2 separate regions of the Homo sapiens genome follow, and region 2 is linked to region 1. A link is an interaction called in ENCODE POLR2A ChIA-PET data of the cell type or tissue named here. Cell type or tissue: HepG2. All regions are shown on one strand. Region 1 overlaps NXN (nucleoredoxin). Region 2 overlaps VPS53 (VPS53 subunit of GARP complex).

What was found. ChIA-PET counts read pairs that join two places held together with the same protein. Peaks named below come from ENCODE experiments on the same cell type or tissue, not always from the same donor. Only the 100,000 strongest peaks of a DNase experiment are listed, where the experiment ranks them.
Region 2: POLR2A ChIA-PET joins it to region 1 with 6 read pairs; 2 of 35 experiments call an interaction of 5 or more read pairs at or near these places.

Annotation. Positions count from the first base shown.
Region 1 is chr17:936,508-939,007 of GRCh38, reverse strand. All of the region lies in intron 1 of NXN (nucleoredoxin), which reads left to right. Among named protein-coding and RNA genes, the nearest start is that of NXN, 42 kb to the left of the region's middle. In HepG2, no CTCF peak of the experiment used is centred here; DNase peaks (open chromatin) are centred at 837 and 1,247.
Region 2 is chr17:671,850-674,349 of GRCh38, reverse strand. All of the region lies in intron 4 of VPS53 (VPS53 subunit of GARP complex), which reads left to right. Among named protein-coding and RNA genes, the nearest start is that of VPS53, 42 kb to the left of the region's middle. RefSeq lists a silencer at 827-1,121. In HepG2, no CTCF peak of the experiment used is centred here; no DNase peak of the experiment used is centred here.

The sequences.
Region 1 (2,500 bases):
AGATCTTGGCTCACTGCAGTCTCTGCCTCCCAGGCTCAAGCAATTCTCCTGCCTCAGCGTCCCGTGTAGCTGGGATTACAGGAGCCCGCCACCACACCCAGCTAATTTTTAGTAGAGACGGGGTTTTGCCATGTTGGCCAGGCTGGTCTTGAACCCCTGGCCTCAAGTGATCCGCCCGCCTCGGCCTACCAAAGTGCTGGGATTACAGGCATGAGCCACCGCGCCCAGCCTGTTCTGTTCTTAATTTTATCTTCTTTTTCATCATTTTTCTTTTGATTTTGCCTGTTTTCTTTCTTTTTGTTTTTGTTTTTTGTTTTGTTTTTTGAGACAGTGTCTCACTCTGTCACCCAGGCTGGAGTGCAGTGGCGCAATCTCGGCTCACTGCGACCTCCGCCTCCCCAGGTTCAAGTGATTCTCCTGCCTCCGCCTCCCAAGTAGCTGGGACTACAGGGGCTCGTCACTAAGCCCGGCTAAGTTTTGTATTTTTTTAGTAGAGACGGGGGTTTCGCCATGTTGGCTGGGCTGATCTCGAACTCCTGACCTCGTGATCCGCCTGCCTCAGCCTCCCAAAGTGTTGGGATTACAGGCGTGAGCCGCCGCGCCCGGCCGGGCTGGGGACCTTTTCTTTGGCTCGGCCTTCGCACTAGCTGTGAGCTGTGTTTGTGGCCAGCTCACTTGCTGTCATATCAGGGCAAGCTCTTGCCGCCTGCTCTAGATCTAACCGCCGACCTGGGCCTTCCCATCATCTCGTGCTTTTCAAAAACTGCTTTCTGGAGCAGTAAAACCGCCCAAGTGGAAAGCTTGTTCCTCTCCGGCCTCTTTTGTCCTCTGACCCTGACCCCTCCGAATAGGCATATTCACAGGGTTCTCCTGGGGCCTCTGCCCCTTAACCTCTGTGTATTTGCTGCTACGCAGAAGGCCATTGCAAGGTTGGCCTTGGTGGGTTTTCAAATGTGGTCCCAGCTGCAGCCATTCCTCTTCCTTCCTGTCCTTGTACCAAAAGCAGAAGCCTTCTGGGTTCTTCTTCAGCGACGGCCCCTGCGCCCCGTGGCTCCTGTGGCCTTTCCGCTGGGCGCAGCGTTTTTCTTCCCTCGTGGCTGCTGAGCGCTGCTCTGGGCTATGTGACTTCAAAGCCATTCCCCCAGAGGTAGCTGTCCTTAAACTAAAACTGAAACGAAAGACATTTCTGAGCTCCTTAAAAAATAATCATCATCATCGAACGCCCCGTGAATTCTCTGCTTTTCATGTGGTTCCCGGCGTCCCCGTGACAGCGTGACCTGTTGTGGGCTGCCAGCTCGGATGCCTTTGATGTCTGTCTCCAGGATACTTCCCTGGAATCTGTGCAGAAAAGAGTGAAATTGGAGTGAGTGTGTGTGTTGGGGAGGGCGGTGGGGGGACCCCAGGAACTTTGGGGGTGTGTTCTGAAGGAAACGAGCTTGAACCGGCAATAGCCTCGGAGAAGTGTGCGTTCCTCTCGATGACGGAGAGTTTTGGCTTTTCCCTCCTTTTGTCCCTCCCCACCTGTTTTCCCTGAAGCTGCCCCTTTGGTTCTCACTGTGTACGGATCACCGCAGAGCCCCCTTCTCCAGGTGTGTTCCTTGTGTCCTGAGTTCTCAAGCAGCCTTGTGGGTCCCTGTTGGAAGCTGATTCCTTCCGTTTCCTCTGGCCGCTTCCCTCTTGGACTCCTGGGCTCTTCTTTTTTGCCCTGCACCTTGCCCCCTGCCCTCCTTTTTCTTCCTTAAGAAAAAATGCACCCAGCACCTTGGGAGGCCGAGGCGGGCGGATCACCCGAGCTCAGTAGTTTGAGACCAGCCCGGCCAACATGATGAAACCCCATCTCTACAAAAAATACAAAAAATCAGCCGGGCGTGGTGCTGGGTGCCTGTAATCCCAGCCACTCAGGACACCGAGGTGGGAGGATCACTTGAGCCCGGGAGGCAAAGGCTGCAGTAAAGGCTGCAGAGTCTCACTGTGTCACTCAGGCTGGAATGCGGTTGTGCAATCTCGGCCTCCTGGGGTCAAGCTGATCCTCCCACCTCAGCCTCCCAAAGTGCTGGGATTACAGGCGTGAGCCACCGTACCCGGCCTTTCTGCCTCTTTTCTATCCATAGGTGTTGTGATGGTGAACACAGGCCTGCCTTTTCTGGAACACTCCCAGTTTTATGTCATTTTAACTTTTTCATTAAAGGTGAGCTTATGTGGGGAAGTGTGACTTAACTGTAATACCTCTGTGAAGTATCTCGTATGCGTTTGCAAGTTAGAAAAGAAATCCGTTATAAATCCATGGATTCTGAAAACTGGTACCGCCGACAGCTCTGATGCCCCGTTTTAGCCAGACATCGTAGCACCCTTTTTTTCCCTCACTGTTTGCACAACCAGAATTGGGCACCCCAGACCTGAGGCAGGCCGACACACCTCGCCCTTCTCTCCTGCCCTTCCTCCAAGTCCAGTTTTTCCGCAGCAGAATCCTGCTTTCAGTCACTTTTGGGGACCGGAAGGT
Region 2 (2,500 bases), 260 kb after region 1:
TAAAATGAGAAGTAATAGTAAGATATGGGGAATTAGAATGAAGTCAATAACCTCGAACTTGGCAACTGGAAGTCCTGGCTATTTGGGAAAAGTAGTCCTTTGTTAAACTTGGACAAGTTGTTCCTTTTAATGTGCCCCATTTCCAAAAATATTGAATTTCTTTACCTTTCATTCAGCAAAAGCAGCAGAAACTTTTGCTTAAACGTTTCCTTGTCTTTTGCCACTTGGAGGTGTTGCTTGAAATGCTCTCATCCTCCGGGGTTACCTTTCGTCAAAGGAAGCTGCATGAACGCATCCGTCACTCGCAGCTATTTCAGGGCTAGCTTGTTTTAAGTTAGGGGTGATAACAGATATAGGCAGAACTTTGCAATGTAAATGTTTAGTCTTATTTGGGCACTGCTGAATTTGTTTCCGAGCCTCGTCTTGTGATTTTAATTTCTGGCTTGTCTCCTGAAAACAACAAAAATGAGCTCTTTGGTTCACATTTTCAGTGGCTTTGGTTTGCAGAAATCATAAATAAAAGTAACTTACATGGAACAGAACATTTTAACAAACAAGGTGAGAATTACTCCGTTTGCTCTTTACAGTCCTTTGGTTTTTGGTTCACAAACTTGGAAAGAAATCTGTGCTTTAAATAAAGCCTTCTTATACTCCAGGTTCCTAAGTGGTGTGGAGGAATTTGTGTAAACATCAGTGATTCTCATCTGATGGGCGCCATCTGGCATTTGACCAGGGCAGTCCTGGTTGAGTTCTCGGACACGTAGGGAAGCAAAGAGCTGTAGACGTGCAGCCATCTGTGGCTGTGAGAGTCCGACAGCCTCTGCTGCTGTTGAGCACCATCATGGGGAGTGGGCTGCGTTGTTGGCATTGCTGAGGCTGGGTGTGTGAGAGTCCCGCAGCCTCTGCTGCTGTTGAGCACCGTCGTGGAGAGCGGGCTGCATTGTTAGCATTGCTGAGGCTGGCTGAAGCACCTCTGTTTCAGCTGGGGATACCTCGTTTCCATAGCAACAGCTCTCAGTGATGCCGGGGTGGTCAGCAGTAACAAAAGAAGAGACTTTCTCTAAAGAGAGGCGACTTGACCCTTGGTGTCCACCCTCAGTGGATGTGGTGAGGGCTTCCGTGTAGGGCTTATCAGATGTGGTAGCACTCATCCATGTTTCTGCTCTCTGGAGGACCTCCTGGCTTTCGAAATGATGCTGCCGTTGTTTTTTTTTTGTTTTTGTTTTTGTTTTTTTTTTGCGACGGAATCTTGCTCTGTGCCCCAGGCTGGAGTGCAGTGGCACAATCTCGGCTCACTGCAAGCTCCACCTCCTGGGTTCACGCCATTCTCCTGCCTAAGTCTCCCGAGTAGCTGGGACTACAGGCGCCCGCCACCACGCCCGGTTAATTTTTTGTATTTTTAGTAGAGACGGGGTTTCACCGTGTTCGCCAGGATGGTCTCGATCTCCTGACCTCGTGATCCACCTTCCTCAGCCTCCCACAGTGCTGGGATTACAGGCGTGAGCCACTGCGCCCGGCCGCTGCCATTCTTTATTCATCGCTCTTTGTATCATTTTGTGTATAATTCAGACATGTATTCCTTACAAGCCCTTTAAAGATACATTCCCTAGCTAGTGATCTTTTTCTCTCAGTATCTAGCACAGTACATGTAATAGGCACTCACTTTTTAATTGAATGAATGAACAAAAGACTTCAATTTTTTTCTGGAGAATGTCTCATTTTCAGCATGGTTCAAAGATTCCATCCTCTTAATCCATGAGCCGTTCTTCTGAGTCTGCCTGCAGATACTGAACTTAGCCATCTTATTTACAAAGCTCTAAAAGATGAGTAACAACCTCTGATTCTTAGAGGGTAGTCTCATCTGAAATATCCTACTCCATCTAGGAGATGTGGGAATACTAATAGTTGCCATTAAGTGAGCACTTTCTGTGAGCTGAGTGCTTTATAAACTCATTCAAGACTCTCTTGGTTGCAGAAGACAAAAATCCCAATTCAAACGGGCTTAGGCAAAAGGGGGATTATTTGGAAGGATCCTGTTGTGTCTCGTTTGAAGAAGTTCAACAAGTGTGACCGCCAGAAGGATAGCGTCTCAGCTGGGCTTGTCAAACAGCTGAAGCCAAAGACGGGAGTAAAGCTCAGAGAGAGAGAGAGAGAGAGAGAGAGAGAGAGAGAGATTGAGATTGTGTGAGAGAGAGATTGTGTGTGTGTGTGTGTGTGTGTGTGTGTGTGTGTGTGTGTGTCACCCTCATCATCTCTACCTGTAGTCCAGCCTCCTGCCCTTCCTGGGGAACCTAGCTGCTCTCTAACTCAGTTTCACTTCTTGGGACTCCTACCACCCGCGAAAGACAAACTCTTTTTCCCAATTCTCATTCTGGTGGCTCACGCCTGTAATCCCAGCATGTTGGGAGGCCGAGGTAAGCGGGTCATGAGGTCAGGAGATGGAGACCGTCCTGGCCAACATGGTGAAACCCCGTCTCTACTAAAAATACAAAAATTAGCT